Regions from separate parts of the Homo sapiens genome. Here regions 1 and 3 are each linked to region 2. A link is a loop called in an ENCODE intact Hi-C map of the cell type or tissue named here. Cell type or tissue: endothelial cell of umbilical vein. All regions are shown on one strand. Each heading gives the region's core, and the rest is flanking DNA. Links, peaks and the distances in the headings are about the cores only.

Region 1 (8,287 bases), core at 1,528-5,527, 1.1 Mb after region 2:
AAATGTATCATTCATTTTTAAAATCCCTGACATTAAGCATAGGGACTGGTGGTGCTGGTGGTGGTGGTGGTGATGATGATAATGATGATGACGATGATGATAGCAGCAACTGTTCATTGAGCACTTACAATGTGTCAGGGACTTTGCTGTTTCCTTTACATATATTAATTCATTTATAACTCAGTATTATATATACTTATATACTTATATATTTACTACTTACAGTATATATATATAATATATATTATATACATTAATTCATTTATTACTCACAGCAACCTGTGAGCCAGGTACTATTAACAACCCTATCCTACAGATGAGGACACTCGGTAATAAACTCAGAGTTTAAGTAATGGCCAAAGCCAGAGAGTTTAAGTAATGGCCAAAGTCATACCTCTGGTAAATGGTAGAGACAGGATTCAAAGCCAGGTCTTTCTGAACCTGTAAATTGCACTACTCCTGAACCTGTAAATTACACAACTATGACAATATAGCCTGCTACATGGTAAATGTTTAATAAATGTATTTGGACAAAACTGAGCAGGTGTAGTGGAATTGGTGGGATAATTTTCTCCCTACTTTCAATTTCTATCTGACTTGCGCAGGCATTTGTTTGTTACAGACCACATTCTTGTGATTGTTATTGTGATGGTCTTAGTTCTCCAAACTACACTACAAGTCTCTTGAGGGCAAGACAACATATTCTTCACAATAATAATAGATGCTGTATTATGCTCCATGCTTTATACATTTTTAATCCTTATAATGGATCTGAAAGGGATATATTAGCATTTCCATTTTTCGAATGAGGAAACAAATGCAAAGGTGAATGACTTGCCTGTGGCTACCAAGCTAACAGTGGGAGATTCAAACACCTTCTGTCTGCCTCACATTTTTCCACTTTGCTCTGCTGAAAGCCAAACACTTACATTACCCAGCTCTAGAGATTTAGCATGGTCTAGGATACTTGAATATTATTGTCTCAGTTACTCTTCATTCAGAGCTCTCTCTCCTGGCTAGACTGGTGAAAATCATAGAGCTCTGGTAGATGAGGAATAGGGAGGAAAAAGATATCACATTTCTGGTCTGGTTTGGTTCTCTGATCTCATTTGCTTGGATGGGCTACAGAAAATCAGCAGTGGGGGTCGGGGAATTGGGGGCCAAAGTTTAGTTACTTAAGAGAGCTGGACAGAGGAGAAAACCCTCCACTTTCTTTGTCCCATCTGCCACACCCAAGAGCTGGCATCACACCACTGCTGACATGTACAGTGTCTGTTGGCTGGGCTGAGAACCCCATGTAACCTCCACAGCTAAGGTGTCCTTGGGGGATACAGGCCAATTTCTCCAGCAGCCCCAGGTTCCAGAGGGACAATAATGTCTCATCAGGTCCTAACACTGTCATGTGCTACCCCTACTACTGGGGTTAGAATGTTTCACTAGGATCCATAATATCTCCTAGCTATGTAGTCTCACCTCCCTACAAATCTGAGATATGGTTTCTGACACAAGGGAAGGGTATCTGTTAGACTGTAAAGATGTACCACTTTTATTCTCAGCTAGAGGCCTTCTCTTTGGGGTGATGACCAGCTAGTAGCTGCAGGTGTGGGAAAGGGTTGCCTTTTCTTGATACTTGGCCACCTTTTACGAAAGAATGCAAAAGTGAGCCTAAAGACAATAAATATTAGATAGAAGAATAGATTCCTAAGAATATATTCCTTTCTAATATTAGAAAGAGGAATAGATTCCTTGGCCAGTCAGCCTCTGTATGTCTGAAATCACCCAAAGAGTTCTACTTAAAAAAAAATGTTTAGATTGAGTTATCCAGTTAAAATCAAACTCTCCAGGCTGACTGATATCAATGGCTCATATGTGCAATTGGCTTTCCTCCTGGTTGTAAGCAAGAGGACAAGGACCACATCTTCCCTGTGCACCCAGCATAACATGGCCCCTAGCAGGTGCTCCATAGGCACTTGTTGTACACATGTACAACAGTAATTATGGCTTGTTGTAATTATTCAACTTGTTGAATGAAGGTTGAACATCATCAGGAGAGACTCACTTGGCCTTCGTCTGTGGAAGCAAAGGATGAAAATGTAATAGAGAATAATAGAATAGAGACATCTTCATGGTCCCTGACTCCCAGTAAAGCTAGGATCTTTGTACCTAATCATAAGTAACAGGGATATTCTGAAGGGGTTCTGTGGCCCCTTGACAATCATAAGTGATTTTGAGAAATAAATATTTTGACATCTAGTCCCAAAGCATTAGTCATGAGACTGACAATCATTGATGAGACAGTGGAAATGTGGAAGTTGGCACTGGACTATGAAAATGCAGTTCCGTGGGACTTGGATGAGGCATGACAGCCAGAAGATCAGCTTCAGACACGAAACCCTTCCTCCTAGCCCCACCAAAATTATTCTTCAGTGTGTAGCTCCATTGCATACGGGCTGGGGATGAGCCTTTTCCTCTATGTTGCTCCCTTGATTCTCTTTCATGCACATTCTTGGCATGTCACAGACTCTCCCCAGCCTTGAATTCTAGCCCCATTCCATCTCATCTGGGGCAAGTCTCACAATTCCTCATCTATTCAGTGTGCACAATTCATATCTGCTGTACCTGACTCAGGATTCCTGGGAGAATCAAATGAGATTATTCATTCGGCTTTTCAACAAATATTTGTTGAGTAGTTGCTGAATAACATAGTGTAAGGGAGACTGTGAGAGATAATGATGAATCAGACTGCGTCTTACCCTCAGGGACCCAGGCAATGTACAAGGCGAGACAAGTTCACATTCCAAGGTGAAATCGTCAGTCCAAGAGAGGACCAGATACTGGGCTATGGGAGCTCAGAGGTAATATGGATTATTCCAGCAGGAGGTAATAAAGAGGGCTCCAGAACAGAGGCTGCTGTTTTTGGGCTGAATTTCCAGAGTTAAAATGCAAGCAGTTTGGAAACAAAATTGGTACACAAATATTGGGCATAGGTTATAAATACCTAATTTATGGAATTCTCTATGTCCCAGAGTAATGCCTACCTAAACTCACATAGATTTCAAGCAAATAACAGATAACATTTATGGAGTACTCTTGCAGTGCAAGATACTATATGCTTTATATTTGAGAACTCAACGTAATCTAAGCAAAACCCTAAGAGGCAAGATCTAGTATCAAATCCACATTGCAAATGAGGAGAATAAGGCACTGAGGGGTTGAGTTTCTTGCTGAAGGTCACACAGACAATAAATTATACAGCCAATATTTAAACTCAGGTGGTCAGAGTTCAAATACTGCTTCTCAGACAAAGGAACAAAAATAATAAAGTCATTGCTCAAATAATTCAGTCCCTTCACAGAACTGTTATTTTGAAAAAAATAAATGTTGGATCCTGGTGAATTATGGCAAAATTTATCTGGGAAATTACATTTCAGGTTGAGAACGTACAGGAATAAAGCCTCTTTCTTCATAGGCATCATTGAAGTCATTCCAGAGTATTTTGTGCTATGGCCAGTAGATGGCAGAAAGTGACAAGAAAAGGACTGGAAACTGGGACCCCCCCCCCCACCACACACACACACACACACACACACACACACACACACACACACACACTAGCTCCCTGCTTGCAAAACAAAATGCATTTTGCCTACAATATATTTCGTTTAGAGTAGCAAACACTTTCTCCTTCCTCAAAGCGAGCTCCAGAGTAGAAACTGCAATTGTGTATTTGAAATTCTCCAGTCACCAAATCCAAGAAAGGTGAAGAGGAACTGCCCCAGTGGCGTCTGCGAGGCGTTTCCTCTATAAAGCTGTCGTCCCTAGCTCTGGTCAGTGCTGACCAAGTCACCCTGGCCTCCTCCCCGGCCCCTTTTTCTACTGCAGGAAAGGCTGGAGCTTCGGAAGAGATAACATCAGGGAAGTACTTGGCAACTATGAAGAGTTTTACCCATGTTAAAACAAAAGCCAGCAAAGCATTCCTTCAGTAAAGATATGTTAAGCACCTATCGTGTGCTGGGCTCTGGGCACAACCAAAAGCTTGGCAGCTGCTATTTAACCTCCTCCTGCTTCACCAGCAGCAAACTGTTGCCAAATGAGCCTAAAAAGAAATTAGTTCCATGGATTCCTTTGCTGAGTAATTCTGCAGTGAAAATAAGAGAAATCAGACACACTGGAAACTTTTAATTACAAGAAAACCTGGGGAATCCTATTGCCGTCTTAGATTTTAAAAGACCGCTCTAAGTATTGAACTCAGAAGCTTTAAAAGGAAAAGATATTATTAGACTTGACTACATAAAACTTTTAATCATCTGAACTTCAAAAAGCACTTTGAAAATCAGAAGAAAAAATAAAAAGCTGTAAAACATATGACAAAGAATTAATGTTCTTAAATATAAATATTCTAAGAGCTCTTATAAATCAATAAATGTATAGATCAATAAATCCTGTAAATCAATATTCTTATCAATTGATCAGATGGGCAAACGGCATGAAGAGGCATATCACAGGATAAAATGGAGCAAAGGGCCAATGAAACATTGGAAATGTGCTCAATTTAATTCATAGTAAATAAATACAAATTTAAATGGAAACAATAGTTTATTTTTCACCCCTGGGTATGGAGTCAGCCTTCTCCTGGGGTATTGGTAAGTATAAGTTGGCAAAACTTTTTCAAGAACAATTTGACAACATTTAGGAATATGTTTGCATTTCCTTGACTTAGAAATTCTGGTCTTCTCTGCCTCCCTCACTCAGGTGCACTCAGTCAGTCCTGTATCTTTCAACATGTCTCATAGACTGACAGTGGCCAAATTAAGTCTCCAGCCCTGACCTCTCCTCTGCACCCCAGGCTCCTTTCTGAACACCTCCCTTTGGATGTGTAATAAACACAGCAAACATCAGTCCACGATGGAATTCTTTTTCCTTTCCCCTACCTTCTCAAAACTGCTCCTGCTCCCCATCCCCTCTTAGTAAATGGCCCTGCCACTCAGCATATTAGTGAAGTCCCGGAACCCTGGAGTTATCCTTGATATGCTCTTCTGTCCTTGAACCTGCCACATTTCCATCTTTGATTTCCTGTTCCAGAATGTTCTCTCCCTTGCTTCATCAAGTCTCTCACCAGAGAAGTCTTTCCTGACCACACACTCTGGAATAGTAACTCTGTCACTCTCCATTCCCTCCACTGTCTTATTGTTCTTAGCTTACGTCACCACCTGATGTCATGACTCTTGCCTGTCTAGGCACTACTGTATAAGCGCCACTGAAGCAGGATCTATATTGTCTTCAACACAGCATTCCTAGTGCCTACCACATTTCTTGGCACATAGTGGGCTCTCAAAAATCAGTGTGGGATGAATGAATCCAGGACTTACCCTACAGATGTGTGTATGTGTGTATAAATATATATTCAATTAACTATGCCTTAATAGGGACTAGTTAAGTGGATTATAATTTTTTAAAACCCTCAGTTTCCTCATACAAAAATAGGATAGAAAAAAGTACCTATCTCATATGGTTTTTGTGAGAATAAAATAAAAATGACACCTGGTACTTGGTACATAGACACATTCAACAAATGTTAGGTACTGGCAGCTCATCACTGCTTGGCAGCCGATAAAAAGAATGAGTTAAATCAAATGTACTGACCTGGAAGATGTCCACAACATATGGTTAAATTAAAAAACCAAGGTTGCAAAGCAATGTGAATACTATGCTCTTAGGGAAAGGCCCAGAAGGAGTTCAGGGAAGCATCTGAAGGTGATGGGTGGCTGTGGTAGCCACCTATGGTGAATGAAGTTCACAGAGAAAGGTCTGGGGAAGAGAGAAGAGACCAGGCATGTAACGTATTTGCTTAAATATGCTTCTGTATGGTTTGAATGTTTGGCAAAGCATATTGATACTTTTACAATATTTTTTAACTTTAAAAGCAGATAACGCCCCAGAGAACTACTCTGTTGTTACGCTGTAACAGGGAAATGTGTTGAGCTTCCAGGCTGCTAAAGAAATTTTGCCCCAGCCTGCCTTGAATTTTTGTAGGTAAAACCTGACACTACAGGAAAAGTTTGGGACAAGTTTAGCAAGCATATTCTACTCAAGTCTGGTGAGAAAACTGTAATTGTTAGATTTGATTTTTTAAGCAATACCACAGGATGGCTAGAAGGATTCGATGAATTGGCAAATGTGAAACATGGAGCCCTTGTACCTAATGGCTGTCCATTAGATACCAGCTGTGTCAGAATGTGATGCAGACAGGAACATTTTCAAGGACTGGGGAGAGTTATTAAATTGCATTTGCTGTTTGTTCTCCTTCACTGAACAAATATTTATTGAGCATGCACTATGTGCCAGGTGCTGGGCCAGACATAGGTATTCAGCAGGACCAGACAGACTTCATTTTTGCCTTCAGGGGAATTCCCTCCTTTTGTACTCATGCAACTGCAATGCTTCCAGGGTTAGGCAGGATTTCAGGCAGCCTGGTTATTCAGGTAGCATGCTTATCTTCAGAGCTGTGGGTTTTCTGTCTAGAATTAAACTACAAAGTGATGAAAGCATAAGGACTATCTCTAAATTTGGAAATTTAACCAGGATCTTTCTTGAGCAATGAAATGGCATGAAAGTAGTTCCCAAATAGCAGTATTCCAAAAGTGCAATGCTAATGAAACAACACACTACAATAGCAGGAGTTGTATTCCACCCTTTATGTAGCAGGGATGAAGACTACAAGGAGAAAAGTCCACATGTTTGGTGAAAAGTAGCCCATTACCTAAGGAGAGGATTCTCTTACAAGTAAAATAAAAACTCAAGCCATTACACCTATGTACAAGAGTCAAAGTTCCATGGGCCCTTCTTGACCTAGGATCTACTTGAAGAGGGACACATGCCCCATGCAACAGCCGAGGGATGAGACATGAAGGGGAGAAGGCGGATTGGGATACGCTTTCAACATCATCCCCCAGAGCAGATTCCTTGCTCCAAGCTTGGAGGACTCTTCCTGCAAGAGCTGCATCCATAGCAGAAATCATACACATTTGAGAATCTGTTTATATGGGTTTGTTGTGCTGGCCTTCCATCCATTCATTTCACAAGAATTGCTTGAAAGTCGCCGCCATTTCTCTTTTGTACTCCCCTCATGAGGAACAATCCAGTGCCTCGCCCAGAGTAGATGCTCTCAAAGCCACCTGTACATATTGGGGACAAAAGAAGTGGACTTCACACTATCTATTTAACTTCTTGAACTACAGGAAACATTATTAGAGCTCTATGTTATATTTCCTCTGCATTACCTTGTGGTCAAGCAGGGCATTGAACAGAGGACACAGGGACAGCAAGGCTGACTGTGTTATCAATATTTGTGGAAGGGAACAGAGCAAAACCAGATTGAAGGCCATCCCACAGTTCTGGCATGGCTTCTATAGAAGCAGGAGATAGACAGAAAGGAAAGAAACAAAACAAAACAAAACAAAGCCTGGGTTGCCCCTTTTCAACGATCCTTCCTCACTAATCTAATCCTATCGGCTGCTACTCCTTATGGGGTATCCTTTTTATCTTTGGTTTAAACTAAACCAGATCTCATAAAAAGTTGGCTTTGTTTTCAATCTTTTGCCTCCTTTTTACATTTTTTATTTTTTGCAGAGACAGAGTTTCACTATGTTGCCCAGGCTCGTCTTGAACTCCTGGTCTCAAACCATCCTCCTGCCTCAGCCTTCTAAAGTTCTGGGATTACAGGCATAAGCCACCAGCACCCAGTCTCCCCTTCCTAAATAATAAGTAATAAGCCAAGTCTACATCACCTATTATAAGGAGTTGGCCCCAAAGACACTCTGTAAAATTTTTGTGGTTGGTGAAGGTAACCCAGGGAGAAAATAATGGGAAACCTATCCTTAGCTGTCTCTTTAGACATTAAAAAATATATTTTTAAAACAGAGCCTGCTGTTCATTTGCAGAAAAGCCTGCCCAGCTCCCAAAATTCTTCAAAACACTTCTGTTCAGTTCCATCCAGATGTCTTACTTATTACTAATCTAAAATTAAGTGCAGTGTTTTGGAGGTGAGAATGACACTTTTGTTCGTTTTTTAAAGAAGATATTTGAGTATTCCTCTTCTCTATAACCATAAACCTTTCAAATATAAATCTTGAGTTAAAAGATAAACTATCCCTAAAAAGTATTCCAAAGGATTTCCACTTAAATTCAATAATTTTTACACTTAACCTTCATTTCTTTGGATTTTCCCAAAAGGTTTGCACATCTTTTCCAGCCCTACCCTCAGCCCCCGACTCTCCCAGCCATCAGT
Region 2 (8,287 bases), core at 1,404-5,403:
ATTTTAATCAGAGATCCTTGCGAAGGTTTGGAAAATCTAGTCCCTGCTTGGGATCCCAATGTGATTCTAATAGAACCAGTTTCCTCGGAAGGTGACTTTTCTGTATAACCTAAGCTGGCTGTTGCCTCAGTTTCCCTACTCCTGAGAAAGAGGAGTGCACATTTTCCACCTGATTCCATACTGATTCTGTGAGAACAAGTAGGAGAGTTAGAAATATTTGTAGGAGAGGCTGGGCATGGTGGCTCACGCTTGTAATCCTAGCACTTTTGGGAGGCCAAGGCAGGCGGATCACTTGAGGTCAGGAATTTGAGACCAGCCTGGCCAATATGGTGAAACCCTGTCTCTACTAAAAACACAAAAATTAGCCAGACAAGGTGGCTGGTGCCTGTAATCCCAGCTACTTGGGAGGCTGAGGCATGAGAATTGCCTGAACCATGGGGGTGGAGGTTGCAGTGAGCCAAGATCACGCCACTGCACTCCAGCCTGGGCATATATATATATATATATATATATATATATATATATATATATATATATATATATATATATATATATATATATATGAGAGTATTCAATGAGGAGTGCAATAGTCAGAAATGCAGAATGTTTCTTTTCTCTATTTTTTTGATACAAGAATCAAAGGTTCTGTGATATGGGAGTAGTTATATTCTTCTGATATCTATAATAAGCTTCTGTTACTAGGTGGGAGTCAACCATGGTGAAAGAACGGTATCTTAGGAGCCTATTTTAGTATAAGGCAATCATGGATGCAAGCTCTGCAGAGATCTTTCTGTTCTTTGCTGTAGTCTAGGCCAGAAAGGGAGAAGCATGATTATTAGGAATGAGGTTTCTTGGGATGGTATTCTAAAATACTGATGCTGTTCAAGGTGAACAGATGGCTGTATTAATGCTAAAGGAGACACAACCTAAAGCTAGGGTGAGCATGTAGTTTATTCTCCAAACTGGGACACTTCTGAGAATTATAGACAGTGCTATTAATAATTATACCAAGACCACAAACATGACACAGGACAGCCTCAGGCAAACTGAGCTGTAAGGGTGACCCTTCCTAAAGCAGTTGTTTCAGAGTTTACCTCTGAAGTTTCAAAAAGATGTGTTTTCTTTGGAAGGATTTATCTTTTAGGAATGTGCTTTTATGAGAGAAATTGGGGCTAACATTTCTGTCAAAAACACGGAAAATGACTTATGACATCTAAAAGGAATATTGACATTTTATCCTGTCAGTGCGGTTTAGTTTTTCAACTATGTTACCATCTCTGAAACACACTGTGATCCATGAAGAATGAAAACCATGGAACTGGAAATGCTGTTAATGGTTATGTTGTTTTTCTCCCCTCCCTTTAAAAGTTGCATGCCTGGCAAATTAATCCTGCTGAAAGATATTAGGTTGATAAATACAGATAGATCAAAGTGTCAGACAGCTTGCAAATTCATTGTTATTTGAGAGGGAAAATGGCTTTTAAATATCGTAAGATTGTTTGGCATAGTGGGAAAGTGGAAGATTTACTTCATACCAAAAGGTCTGCAAACTCTGGAGACAACCAGGGAGAGGAACATCTAGTAGCAAAAGAGCAGGAAAGCCAGCAGCCAGCCAAGCCCCACAGGTACGCAGTGAAATGGAGGGTTGTTAGAGGGATCGTGGTGACAAATGCTTGTGTTTTGGATTTAGAGCTAAAATGTGAGGAAGTGATTCACCCCATGAAAACTTCTCTAAATGTACTATTTTAAGCCATGTTTTAAAGGTGGATTGTCATTTTTCATATTTGTGAATTAGCTAGCTGGTGGAGTGAGGCAGAGGGGGTAAATCTTAATATATAGTCTGCTGTTTCAATGTTCTTTAGTTACAGTTAGAGTGACATGGCAAGTTGATCACTTCTCAGAGAACAGAGGTAGAGGTGAAGTGATCATTATTTTTGTTAATATCTTAAAATGCAGTCAACAGATCCTAATATACTTTGAAATGAAAGTTTTCTGAGGAAAACATGACGATCTGGGTGTCTGTTTATTTGTTTTGTGATAGGGTCTCACCGTGTTACCCAGGCTTAGTGCAGCCTTCATGTCCTGGGCTCAAGTGATTCTCCTTCCTCAGCCTCCTGAGTAGCTGGGACTACAGGCAGGCACAACCATGCCTGGCTAATTTTTCTTTTTAAATTTTTTGTAGAAATGGGGTCTCACTGTGCTGCCCAGGCAGCTCTCGAACTCTTAGACGCAAGTGATTCTCCTGGCCTTGGCCTCCCAAAGTGCTCGCATTATGGGTGTGAGCCACTGTGCTTGGCCTGTTTTTTAAAATTACAGTTACTTTGTAGTAGCATGGGATAGAGAAACCCCTTTAAGGTTTTGTAAAAAATAATTTGGTGATAAACTGGTAAATATAGTTTGTTTAATATGAAATTGAAAATTAAGAAATTATTTGGTAGGTTTTTAAACAAAATATTGTTTTACATTTTAAAAATGAAATCCTGGTTACTCTTTATCTCCTTTGTTCAAAGAAGTTAAACTATATTTTTTCAAAGATGAAAGAAGATGTAATTGGTTGCTAACATCTTATTTCTATTATGTCTATTTCAACTTATGTCTTTTCCTTGAATTAAATTTAGCCGTGAAGTTACTAGGACATTTGTAGAAACCTGCCCAAATCGGTGCATATCAGTTGAGCTCCTTGACATATTTCTCTCACCTGTTGGCCTTTTTGAAGGGTGTAGATTGCTTTGGTGCCATGCTGGCCTTGATATCAGAGACTTGGATGTTGGTATAGTCTCATCTGGTAACCTGTGTCATTTCCTCTTCCTAATACATCACTTTTCAGTTTGGGGAGGGACATTTTTTCTGGTTCATGCAGCAAATGAGAGAAAATAATTAGGTAATTGTAACCACAAAGAAAAATTGAATGATCAGCTTATTGTATGTAGCATATCTTAAGAATGAATATGCTTAAATGTCTTCTGGAATAACAAAATCTACCCCCACCTTTTTTTGGCTGGAAATTGTGAATTAAGAACTCCTCAAGTGCTTATTGTAACTATTGTAGAGACACGAAAGGATCTATTAAACTGTCTTGAATTAACTATTTTAAAGTAAATGAAATGTGCATTTTGAGGATAGCATCTATTGCTCGTCTTTGTAACGGATCCCTTAAATGACATTAAGGTCAAGATTTGTATGTTTATTTGATGGCAGGTGGGGGTAGATTTTGTTATTCCAGGAGACATTTAAGAATATTAATTCTTAAGATCTGCTACATGCAATAAGCTGATCACTCAATTTGTCTTTGTGGTTACAGCCACCTAATAATTCTTTACGGTGTGTAGACAGACATGAAGATTGTGATTAAACTGTGTTAAATTGAATGGCGTTGATTATATTTAAAGCACTGGTTGGTCTAATTGGAAAGGTGTATAGTTATTTAAGTTTGAAAAAAATCTGTATCGAAATACCATTTATTTTGTCTTATTATTTGTGTTATTTTCATTTAATAGATTTAAACTTGACACTTTGAGGCAAGATCATTTTAAATAGGAATATTTGTCACATGATTGGTTACTTAATAACCTAAATCTATTTTCAAGACAAACTTAAAGTCTATTTACTACATAATATAGTGTGAGATGACAAAATACAGAAAGTATTAAATATTAATTTAAATGTAAATTTATAGAAAGTGCAAGTAATTTAAAGTAAAATTAAGTGCAAATGTCCACTAGGTGGCACCATAAGAACTCTAAATCTTGTTACTGGTATTTTTCTAGGCCCTTTGGTGTTATGTATGTTAGAATATCTCTTGCATACTCAGCTTGAAGAGATTCTTTTTTCTGTTATGTGCTTATTTACCCAACTTATTTTTATTCCCTGCCCCCAGTTGAATTTTCCTTGGTAGTGGAGCTTGACAAAAACAACAGGTCATTTTTTCCCCCCAAGATAGCCACAAATGAGAATGTACCAGTGTGTGTAAATGATACACATGACACTGATGATAAATATTGACTCTTACAAATTCTAGGGCTATTGAGGATAATATTGGATATTAGGAGTTTAGGGGTTGGGTGGGACAAATAACAGAAAATTCATGGTATGCCATGGGAATCATTATAAATGATACACTTAAATGTCTTATTTCACAATTACAGAGTTTGAATTTCAGAGAAGTTTAGCCATGTGCCGAAGATACTCCAGGTATTTGATAGCACTCACAGAACTATATTTTGAAATGAAGAGATTTCATTTTATGGAGGGGAGGCGGGGAGAAGACATATTTGGTATAGAAAACTCAGCATGAGCTACTTGCATACTGGTAATGGGCTTGATGTCCTGGAGGCTAGAGAAAGTTATGGAGAGTAGCAGAGTATAAAGTTCATTTGGCAAAAAATGAAGCCAAGTGATGGATCTTTATTATGATAAGATAGCAGTATTAGGGTTGTAATTAAGATTGCTGTGTTGTTTTCTGGGCTTATTTTGTTGTTTTACCAAATCTGTACGAGGTATTCTGAGGCTCTTTTTGTACATTTTCAAGGATGAAGCATAATAGACATGACCCAAGAACGTTATAAAAATGTGAAACTTCAAAGGAAAGGTTCTTTTTTGTAACAATAGCTATTACTAAATGATGAATAGGGAATCACATACAGGAATCTTAACTAGCATTAAGCTTTGGATTTAGGTATTCACTTAAAATCATATTTATAAGGGCTTCTTTCTTAATGGAAACTGGTATGTATGTCTTCTACCTTAGGGTAACCTTTGTTCTACTGGCTAGATAACTTGCTTTGTGCATGGCGCATGAGTCATTGCTACTAGGAAAAATAGAAATTCCTTTTTGTTGACTATGGCAATATTTGAACCTCAGGGCTCAGTGAAAGCTATCAGCTAATAATAATGAGGCCATGTATTTTATATATAGTCACCCATGAGAGACCACCTGTTGTTCTAAAGGAAACCGATCTCTTTTTACAGATGGTCTTCAAATACAGATTTCTGATAGTTTATAGTATAAAGATTTATTCTATGGCAACTCAACCTGTTCCCCTGGGGCCTGTCTTTCAGAGATGGTGTCCTAGACAGATTTCACTATACTGCCCTACTCTGAGCAGTTCAAAGCACAGAGGTAAGGGTAGGTAGGTGAACTGGGATGCTAAATAAACGCCTATGTCTGTAGCTGCTTTTTAACAAGTCACCTGGGGCCCTCTAATAGCCCTGAGACTTGAATTTCTGTGATACGAACCTGGAGGCAGAACGCTTTCATAGAACCTTTGACTTTTTCCCCTTGTATCACTTCCAAAAAAAGCTTAGGTTTTTGCCTTGATGGTGTTGGTGAAGGATGCACCTTTTACTCTTGCGATGGCCCAGAGGGCCTCTTTAAGTATGGGGTTGACTTCAGGTTGGTTTAACTTTTGACAAATAGTCTCTGTATTATGTCAAATGTCAGTGATTGCCCTGCCTTATCCACAATGTCCTTCCTACCTAGACTGAGAACCTGTCACTTGCTTGTTGCTCCCTATATCTTTCTTGTTAACTTTCTTTCTGGGCTTCAGGGAGCTAGTTTGCGTTTCGTATGATATTTATATATAGTTTTGTATGAAATAAGTTGAATTGTAGTGTGATTTCTAGGAGTTGAACAAGCACTGTATTAAGCAGATGTGTTAAGTATATAATATAAATAAACTAGGCATTGAATATTTACATATAATATGTTTATAAATAAGATTCATTGCTGTGGTGGTGAAAGGAGTTTTTAAATGTTATCTTCCTCGAGCTGGCCGGAGAATACGTCATTGAGAAGAAGGGAATTTAGAAACTGCTTAAATATGGAAGAGAAAGATATCAGTGAGTACTAGAAGATGATTGGTTGCATTGTGTGGTCGAGGAGATATGGTAGGGTTAGGCTTTTCAGGCATGGTAAGATGCAACTTCAAGAGGATAATTAAAGGAATAAGGTGGGCAAGGAAGAGGTGTCAGGGGTTTGCCTGCTTTAAACAGATCTGCCTTTGTACTTGTGTCTAACTCCTTTTTTAAGTTTGGAATTCTTGACGCTAGCTGCTGGTTGATCCATAGAGGTTTATATTTCACAAATGATGCCTGTATAACTTTCTTTTACTCAGATAAATTCCCAATATTGGCCCTTGATGCATCTCTTTTGATATCTTTCAGATACTGAACTTAAGGGCTTACCATACACAAAGTATATTATTAAATTCTATATTATAGAATTACCTATAATCTTACCATACACAGAAAATCACTGTTAATAGTGTATGTTTCTAGCCTTTTTTCTGTGTGTGTTTGTTTTTAAAGTAGAATTAAGTATACATACTCATTTGTAGTTTGTTGTTTTTGCATAATATAAGACACTTTAGCATTAAATATTCTATAAAATGATTTTAATAGCTGTATAATATTTTATCATAAGGAGATATCATAATCTATTATTAGGAATTTGTTATTGCCACATTTTTACTAATTTTTGTGATGGACAGATGGACATTCTTGTATGTAGATCTTTTTTGTACACCTCTGATAGGTTTTGGTATAAATTGCTGAATTTCTGGGTGAAAGAAGCAATTTTGCGCTTTTGATATGCATTGGCAAATTGTCCTCTAAAAAGGTTAAAGTAGATGTCTTTTTATTTCTCTTTGCTTCTTCTGGTTTGGCTATATAAATTTCTCTTTTTTATCTGCTTGTGTGTGTGTGTGTGTGTGTGTGTGTGTGTGTGTTTGCTTGCTTTTAAAGATGCCGAATTAAGAAATTATTTAGAATTTGAAAAGGAATGCTTTGTATAGAATGTTTATTTACTTAATCTTACTATCTTTCTCTCTAGGTATTTTAATGGTCTTACTTTTTTGATCTAATCTCATTTAATCATGATTCTCATTGCTAATAAAATATGATTTGAAAGGTAAGAGGAAATATGACTATGGTACCAGTTTTTTGTGGTCAAAAGCCAAGAAACAGAGTATACATAACTTTGCCCGCTTGCCCTTTGGTGTTATTGTTATTGTTAAAAGGAAAAATGGGGCAAAACATGAAACAGAACAATGTGATAGATGGTGTGAAGGTTATAGTGACAAGATACCAGAGAACAGACAAAAGAGATCTCTAATACAGCATTTCCTTTCTTTTGTGATTAGCTATATAAACCAGAACTTTTTTCAACCTTATCTATTTGTTTATCAGTTTCAATGGGCTAGATTATATATTGGCATCATTTAAGGAAATAAGTTTACATTGAAATACATAAAATATTTAAAATGACAAGAAAAATCTCATAAAATTTATATATATTTCTTAGGATAGTAGATAAATAACTGTAGATTGCTATAAAAGATTCTTATTATGAAGTACTGTTACTGTCCGTATGGCTGAAATGTCAGAGGACTGAAAAGATTTTCACTAGGCTCAATGAATCTCATTTGAGATTGTCGGTTTAATGAAATCTGTTGCTTTTTGGGAATAGAATTTGTTCTTTTGGGGCATTCTAAGAAGTTGAAAAAAAGTTGAAAATGAGGATATATATTGACAGGGTGCCAAAGCAGCATCTAAAGCTGATTAGAAATTTGAGCTTAGTGGCCAGTAACATGTTTTTACCCTAACTTACTTTATTTGATATGAAGTAGGCAATTTGAATTTAAAATAGGGGTTGGCAAAACTATGTTCTATGGGCTGAATCTGGCCTGCCACCTGTTTTTGTATGGCCTGAAAACTAAGAATGGTTTTTGCATTTTTAAATAGTTAAAAAAATTAAAAGAATATGATTTTGTGGTTTTGTGATGGGAAAATTATAAGGAATTCACACTTCAATGTCTGTAAATAAAGTTTTACTGGAACACAGCCATGCTTATTCATTTATATATTGTCTATGGCTGCTTTTGCACTACAATGGCAGTGTTGAGTGGTGACAGAGACCACATATGGCCTGCAAAGCCTAAAATATTTACTTTCTGGCCCTTTATAGAAAAAGCTTGCTGATCCCTGATCTAGAATTGTATAGTCTAATCCACTTTTAATTTTGATTTAGTATATAATCCTGAGGATATCATTTTCTTTTTAATTTTTTTTTCCTGAGAAACTTGGCAGATAATGTTCAGTGGTGAATGCAGATCTCAGTTATTTCCAAACTAGTTTTTATATAACTCTGTTGTCAGTCTTATTTAATGGTATAGATCACTGGCTCTCAAATGTAATCTTCAGATCTCTGGGTGTTTCTGAGATATTTTCAGGGAGTTCATAAAGCAAAACTGTTTTGATAATAATGCCAGGACATTCTTTGTCTTTTCAC
Region 3 (8,287 bases), core at 1,528-5,527, 440 kb after region 2:
TAAAGGGCCCAGATGGATGTGGCACATGAGGTGTATTTGTGTCACAGTTGGGGGAATCCTGAGCTTGGGTAACTCACCCTTTCATAGTAAGCAGTGGGCAAGCCTGCTTTTTGCCCCAGATGGAGATACTAGCTCATCCTTCCATGTTGCTACCATATTGTACAGCATAGCTGCAGAAGGTACCAAATAAATATTTGCTAAGAGGTTGATTGGAAAATAGAGAGTTGGGCTCATGGTCCCTCATTAATATGATTGATGCCTTTCCTTGAGATTTATAAGCTGGCAATGAAAGAGAGGTTAGTTGATTAGGGGCTTACATATAGGATTACCTCAGAGCAGGGTCTGGTCACCAGTCTCAAATATACGTCTACTCGGGTATTATCTGCTAAAGCAGTGTTTCTCAACATTTTTATCCTCATGACTGCCCCCTTATAGAGTCTTTGAAGACTTTCTTTTCCCTAATTGTGTCCCCTTCCCATGAAATTTTATACCACAGATATACTGTAAATCTATTTATGTGCTGTGGTTCTTTGGAAAGCCATAAACCATTGTAATAGCTAATTTTTTTTTGACCTTCCAACCACGCTGAACCAAATTTTGCCCTCTTGGGGTGATATTACCTGCTTTGAGAATGGATGTTCTAGAGGACTGAAGTCATATTTACCAAAATCACCAGAAGCAGGCTGATATTTTAGTTAAGGTGGAATTCCTTCTTATGTCATTTGTACAGCAATGCCCTCATGGTATGTCCACTGCTCAGAGCAAAGGGATGCTAGGTGTGTGCAGATGAGGGTACAGACAGCTGGGCTCCCTTACCACTGTTGCCCTGAGTCCATGCTGTGCACAATGTGCTACTCTCCTCTCTTTTCTGGGATCAGTGCCCTTTTCTTTGGGGTCAGCTTTGGAGAAACAGTGAAGCATTTTTGGTATTTGGGTCCCCCTCACTCACCCACTAATACATAACCCAGCCCCACTGAGCAGCTCCTTTTCTCTAAAATATTTTTGAGAGCAGATAGCCCAATTCAGCTTTGAGAGAGTTACTTTGTTCTTTGAAATGGCAGAAGGGAAACTCTACCTGGATGTGTCTACCCCAGGAATAATATAAGTCGAACTTTCCAGATTAAAGTACTTTTAAATTCCTGGAGGTCAGTTGTTGGGGGCACAAGCCCAGTAGGGTCAAGGTTGCACTTTCAATATCCTTTGAGGCCAGATTCCTTCCTTCTGTTGTAGAGCCACTAATTTTACCTTTGACCTTGAGCAGCATCTATAAAATGCTAGCTGTTAGCAAAATGAGGAACTGGGCTTGGCGATGTCAATTAGTTGGATGAAGACTAGTATTGTTAAAGGTCTTATGCTCTGTCTTGGGATGTGTTATGCAGTTTACTTAGAAGTATGCTTTTGAAATCATCAAAGACTTTTCATAATTAACTTTTAATTTATTTGTATAATGGTCAGGGCATTTGGTCTGTTTGATACCAAGTTTTGGTATTGAAATTTGCTTTGCAGCCCAGCATATGATCAAGTTTTATCAGTGCTTTATGTGTGCTTAAAAATAATATATTCCGTAAAATTTCCTGAAAAGTTCTGTTTTTTTTTTTTTTTTTTTTTTTTTTTTTTTTTTTTTTTTTTTTTTTTGAGACGGAGTCTTGCTCTGTCGCTCAGGCTGGAGTGCAGTGGTGCGATCTCGGCTCACTGCAAGCTCCGCCTCCCGGGTTCACGCCATTCTCCTGCCTCAGCCTCCCAAGTAGCTGGGACTACAGTTGCCGGCCACCACGCCCGGCTAACTTTTTGTATTTTTTAGTTGCCAGGATGGTCTTGATGTCCTGACCTTGTGATCTGCCTGCCTTGGCCTCCCAAAGTGCAGGGATTACAGGTGTCAGCCACTGCGCCTGGCCAAAGTTCTGTTTTACAGAGACAGTCTCACTCTGTCACCCTGGCTCAGGTGCAGTGGTGTAATGAGAGCTCATTGTAATCCTGAACTCCTGGGCACAGGCGATCCTCCCACTTCCGCTTTCCAAGTAGCTATGATCACAAGTGTGTGCCACTATCCCTAGATAAGTTTTAAATATTTTGCAGAGTCAGGGCCTCAATATGTTGCCCAGGCTGGTCTTGAACTCCTGGCCTGAAGTGGTCCTCTTGCCTTGGCCTCCCAAAGTGTTGGGATTACAGGTGTGAGCCACCATGCCTTGCCCTGAAAAGTTCTTTGTATGTCTTTAAAGTTTGTTAATGGTGTTGTTGAATCTTCTATATCTTTATTCATTTTTCTGTCTGCCTGATTTACTCTTTGAAAGAAATATATTATCTGTCACCATATTGCTGGATTTGTCAATTTCTCTTTGAAAGTCTATTAATTTTTGTTTCATATATTTCAGAGTTATGTTATGTGTATAGGCATTTGCAATTGTCTTATTTTCCTGATAAATTGTCCTTTTTACCATTGTAAAAAGCCCCTCTTTAATAATTCTTAAAATCTATTTCATCTGATATCAATGTGGTGACATCAAGTTTCTATCAGTTGATATATATCTTTTATATATCTTTTTTTCCATTCTTTTAATATTTTATGCTGCTATATTTTGGCTAGGTCTTTGTACAGATTATATATCTGATTTTTTAAAAAGCAATAAGAAAATCTCTGTCTTTTACTTTGGAATTTTAGTTCATTTATATTTGTTACAATTACTGATACATTTAGATTTATTTCTCCAAAGATTTTGTTTCCCACTTATTGTGGTTAAACTTTTTTTCTTTTACTCTTCATTCCCACTTTATTTGGAGTTGATCAAACTTTATTTTCTGTTTTCTACTGATTTTAAGGTTTTTCATTTTACCTCTGTTCTTTAGAGGTAAACTTAACATTATATCCTGTACACTTGACTTGGAAAATATCATCTAGGATTGTGTTGTACATTTCCAGGGAGTACCAATCATGTTTCTAGATTGTTAAGGAGTAAGGCCTTGAATTCTACCTGTCTTCCAAAAATGCAAGGAGCTTAAAACATTTTAATTCTGATCATTTCTTTTCATCTTCATATGGTTGGCCAGTATTTTAATTACTCTTTACTTTTATACGCTAAATTAATTATTATTTTATAATTATTCATACTGTAATTTTTCATTTATATTTACCTATAATTTTACCAATTTATTTGCTTACCATTTATTTACTCAAATGTTTACCAAGTTTTTTTGCTTACCTCTTTTTTTTTTTTTGTATTTTACTTTTTTTTTCTGGATTCAATTTTCTCTTTGAGGGAAAGTACCATAATAGTTCTTGCATTTATTACTGTTAGTAATGAATTCTCAGATTTTAATTGTCTGAAAAAGTCTTAACTTACCTATATGTTGCATATTTTCTCCTATATGTGTTGTATAAAGTATAACAAAGAGAAAATCGTTTTTAGTCATTATTATGCCTTCACTTTTAAATGATAGGTTAACTGGGTATAAAATTCTGGGTACACAGGCATATTTTTTCTCAGCACTTTGAATATATTTATGTCTGTTGTTAATTTATTGCTTCTTAGCTCTGAAACCACCCTTCTTTGCCACACTTTGTGATATTGGACCTAAACTCTGTAGATTACATTTCTCCCTTGACAGATGGCTTAGTGTTAGGTTCTGCCAATAGAGGGCACAAGAGGGACACTGAAAGCCTGGGAAAAGAAGGAAGAGGGAACTTTGTTCCTTCTGGTATTCTGTTTTATAGTTCAGCAATGAGCAGATCAGGGTATAGGGGTCATTGTTCATTTGTGGTGTCCTTCAGTCAGTTTCTTTGTTGCCACATTGGAAAGTGGCTTTCAGCTCTTGTAGCTCAGTAGTGGTCAGTTTCTTTGTCACCATATCAACAGGCACCATGTTCCTATGACAACTACCCCTTTTCCTCAAAGGTCTAAATTTCAACTTTGCAGGATCCCCTCCTCTGAGATTTTTAAGTTTCTTCTTGTTCACTTTTCTCTCAGCCCAAAGGTTAGTAATTTGTTTCTGTGGTTCCTACCTCCCTATACCTTATGGTTTGCTTTGCCCAGTTTGACAATTAACAACCTTTTATTAGTTAACAATTCACCGTAATAATTTTTGTGTGTGTAAGTTACTGATATAGCTTTAGTCTCCATACTGGACCCTGACTGATGAAATATTACTTTCTTGTTTTCTGTTTTATCGTGTTGCTGTTCAGAAGTATGTTGTCAGCAAAAGTTGTGAATAAACACTTCATAAAGCAAGACATTCAACTGGCCAATAAGTCCATTAAAAAGTGTTCAACATTACTAGTCATGAAAAACATTTAAATTAAAACCACAGTGAGTGACATACTACTAAACTTCCACCAGAAAGGTTAAATTTTGTTTTTAAAAGTGAATGTTGGCAAAGATGTATAACAACAGAAATTCATATATTAGAAATGTAAAATTGTATAACAAATTTGGAGAAAGGGATCAGTCTTTTATAAATGTACACACCTACGCCATGACTTAGCAATTCTACTCTCAGGTATTTACTAAGAGAAACAGAAAAATACATTCACAAAAAGACTTGTTCAAGAATGTTCACAGCAGCTTTATTGATAATGTCCTTAGAGTAGAAAGAGGCCAGATATCCACCAGCAGGATGGATGAATAAATTGGTATGCTCATATAATGGAAAAGTACTCAACAATAAAAAGGGATGAACTCCTGGTACGTGTAACACCATGGATGAATCTCAAAATTAGTATACTAAGTGAAAGAAGTCTTACATAAAAATGTAGAATTCCATTTATGTGCAACTCTAGCGCAATAAAACTAATCTACAGTGGAAAAACTTTAGAATAGTGATTGACTTTGAAGGGAATAGGGATGGATTTTGACTAGAAAGGGACACAAGGGAAATTTCTGTGGATGATGGTACTATTTTATATTTGATATGTGTTTGAGTTGCACACCAATGTACACTTATTATTTGTATATTTCATTGCATGCAAATTTGATATAAAAAAATCCATAAACAAATATCGAACTTCATTAATGAAATCCTTGCTGACAGATTTAAGAAAACCTGTAGGCTGGGCATGGTGGCTCATGCCTGTAATCCCAGCTATTCAGGAGGCTGAGGCAGGAGAATCATTTGAACCTGGGAAGCAGAGGTTGTGGTGAGCCGAGATCATGCCATTGCACTCCAGCCTGGGCAACAAGAGTGAAACTCCATCTCAAAAAAAAAAAAAAAAAAGTGAAAAAGTGTAGAAATGTCTGTAATTTGCTGTGAAATGCACACACACAAACACCCCAAATAAAAGAGCAACAACAAAAAGCAAATGAGAGATTGTTGGATGAATGCAGAGATGGATAGATGGATAGATATGTGATAAAGCAAATACAATGAAATGGAGTAAAATATTATTGGTAGTACCTACATAGTGTTTATACAAGTGTTCACTATGAAATTCTGTCAACTCTGCTCTGTGTTTGAAAATGTTAAAATAAAATTTAGGGGAAAATGGACTGTTGTCAGTCTAATAATTATTCCTATTTAAAAAGTAACCTGTACTTTCTTCATGGTTTTATTGAACATCTTTTCTTTGCTTTTTGTGTTCTGAACTTTCACTGACATGTATTTAGGTTGACTTTTATTGCTCTCAGGTCTCATAAAGTTACTTCTTTTTCAATTCTTGGAACTTCTCAGCCTTTAGTTTTTTTTTTTTTTTTTTTTTTTTTTTTTTTTTTTTTTTTTTTTTTTTTTTTTTGGATATTGCCTTTCCTCTCTTCTGGATTTCCTATTAATGCTGGGTGAAATTTCTCAACCTATCATTCTCATATTTTGCTCCCTTTTTTCACATTTCTTTGCCTCTCTGTTCTGCAATTTGGGTGCTCTCAATTTGTGTTACAATTCGGGTACCTTCAGATCTTTCATTCCTCAGATTTTTCAGTTTACTGACTCTCTCTTCAGCTATGTCTAGCCTGCTATAACTATGCTATAACTATGACTATGTTTTTTTTTGTTTCTAGAAATTCTCTTTAATTCCTTTCTCAATATAATTGTCATTTTGTTGTATTGTCTTTTTGATTCTTTTAAATGTTTCATCATTTTAAACATTTATTTTTAGCTTAATTCTGATAGTTTATTTTAAGTGGATGTTATCAGGAGTTAAAATTCTGCTATTTGCTGTGTCTGCTGACTCTTTTGCTCATTGTGGATTGCTTCCTTATGTGCTCTTTTATAAATTTGGATTGTAATGTATGGTTGGTGGACATTTATCTGAAGGACTCCTCTAGCTTGAGAAACATTATTTCCCTTCAGAGAAATTTTTTCATTTGTTTTTATCAGGCACATCAAGGTCATGGGTCTTAGTCACTTTTTATATTAATTTCTAGAATATGCATCTACAGTAAAGTTGAACTCAAGCCCATATGAAGTCACACCTGTGATCATGTGTTATCAGAGGAGACTATTTTTTTCCCCTCATCCAGAGCCTAGTATGAGACGGCTAAGCTTTTTGATCATCTTTCTGAGTTTGAGTGTGGATTGTGTATATTTCATCCTACATCTAAGGAGGTGCTTCAAGGCTTCTGGCTTTATACTGGGGGGAAATGGGATGTGCATTTCACTTCTTTGTATCATGTAGGCTCAAGACCTAACTCCCGACTCCATGTGGACACTTACACTTAAGTCCTTACGTGACATAATCTGGCAGCTCTCCCACAGGCAGCTGCAGTATCAGCTCTGGGGTTCCACTCTAGTTTTCAGTTCTCCCTTTGTTTGGGGTTTCTGGAAATTTCTCTCACTTTCCAATTATTGCTTTTAAAAGAATGTTCATTATAACTTATTCAGCATTTTCTAGGTGTTTAATATTTGGAGAGTCTTGAAGTAATCTGATCCCATACAATACCAGAAATGAAAGTTGTGTTAGGCATTTCACTTGGATTATTGTATTAATTCTTCACAACCCTAAAATATATGAATTATTATTGCAGGAAATACACGTGTAGAGGGATTAGCAGCTTCTCCAGGTCTTACCAGCTAGTAATTGTAATGGAGTTGAGATTCTCCCAACATTTGAATGATTCCAATGTATAGGCTTTTGTTCCCTTGTCTTGCAAGGCTAGAGAAACCCATCCCTGGCCTGGGAAAGTTACTCTGCCTGGGTCAGTAATGTCAGTAACCTTGTCCTGTAATAACTTTATTTCTGGGTATGTCTTTGAGGAGCCTTTTGGATTTTTCCAGTTGCCTGTCAGGTCCAGCTTGCAGACTGGCTGGAAGAACAGCATTTGATGTCCCATATGGGACCACTCCCAAGTGACACTTTGATATCTGACAAGAACACTCAGCAGGAACATGAGACTCCTGTATCTCATGCTGAGTTTTGACTAAGTTTTACTTAAGTCACTTGCTGTTAATAATAAATCTGAAAAATGATGAGCCTTCTATTTGACTGTAAAGATAGAGCAACCAGCTGCCCTGGTTTGCCTAGGATAAGGTATTTCCTGGGACATGGGACTTTCAGTGCTAGAACTGGGAAAATTCTGGGCAAACTAGGATGTTATTTGCTCTACAGATCGCTCTGGGATGTCATTAACCAGATTAGTGCCAGTCTTTTCCATGGGAGGCTGGACTATCCTCTGGTTTCCAGATTTCCCCAGAGATGAAAGGAAGGGGGCTTAATGGTGAGAAGAGGAGTACCGAGGACAGAAGATTCAATTCAAGGACATATGGAATAAAGTAAAACTTTATCAGATATTTCCCAGCTGCTCCTAATTATACTCCAATAGAAGATGGAGCAGCTTAGCGGGGACAAAGAGTCAGACCAACAGGTAAGGGAACTACCATTTATAGAGAATGTTCTCCAGGGCTAGGTATTTGGTTAGATTCTTAGTCTGGCTCATACCATTTAACTGTAACTCTCTGCAGTAAACAATATCATGCCCATTTTAAAGAGGAGGACGCAAAAGCCCTGCAAGATTGTCACTTGCTCAGTGTTACATGTTAGCAAATAATGATGCCTGCATTCAAACCCAGATGGGCCTCACTCCAAAGCTGGGGCTTTTTCTCCTTGACTGTGGTAAGGGAACAGGGACTAGTGCTCTATATTCAAGTGCTGATTTAGGGAATTGTGAGTCAAGGAGAAAAGATGAGAGAGAGGCAGACTCTGCAAATTGTCACGGGCCTTGCCAACAACCATGAGCGGGAAGTAGCAGCCATGGCCACTGTTGCAGCAGCACCATCAGGCCTGAGAGATCCAGGGAAGTGGGAAGGAGAGCACAGAGTGCCCTCGACCAGCACCTAACTCCCTTCCCCCCTCCCCAGTGTACTTCCC

What was found. Peaks named below come from ENCODE experiments on the same cell type or tissue, not always from the same donor. Only the 100,000 strongest peaks of a DNase experiment are listed, where the experiment ranks them.
Region 1: a loop joins it to region 2, with 4 times the contacts of the local background. A loop is called at or near these places in 3 of 110 quality-filtered maps.
Region 3: a loop joins it to region 2, with 6 times the contacts of the local background. A loop is called at or near these places in 7 of 110 quality-filtered maps.

Annotation. Positions count from the first base shown.
Region 1 is chr1:214,210,607-214,218,893 of GRCh38, forward strand. No RefSeq gene overlaps it. Among named protein-coding and RNA genes, the nearest start is that of SMYD2, 66 kb to the right of the region's middle. In endothelial cell of umbilical vein, for the core only: a CTCF peak has its summit at 3,513 (motif pointing right); a DNase peak (open chromatin) is centred at 3,745; H3K27me3 peaks cover 367 bases.
Region 2 is chr1:213,118,937-213,127,223 of GRCh38, forward strand. The region is part of intron 5 of RPS6KC1 (ribosomal protein S6 kinase C1); the gene reads left to right. Among named protein-coding and RNA genes, the nearest start is that of RPS6KC1, 72 kb to the left of the region's middle. In endothelial cell of umbilical vein, for the core only: a CTCF peak has its summit at 3,720 (motif pointing right); DNase peaks (open chromatin) are centred at 3,765 and 4,815; H3K27ac peaks cover 198 bases.
Region 3 is chr1:213,560,773-213,569,059 of GRCh38, forward strand. It overlaps a transcript of RPS6KC1 not described here. Among named protein-coding and RNA genes, the nearest start is that of LINC00538, 360 kb to the right of the region's middle. In endothelial cell of umbilical vein, for the core only: a CTCF peak has its summit at 3,634 (motif pointing right); a DNase peak (open chromatin) is centred at 3,629.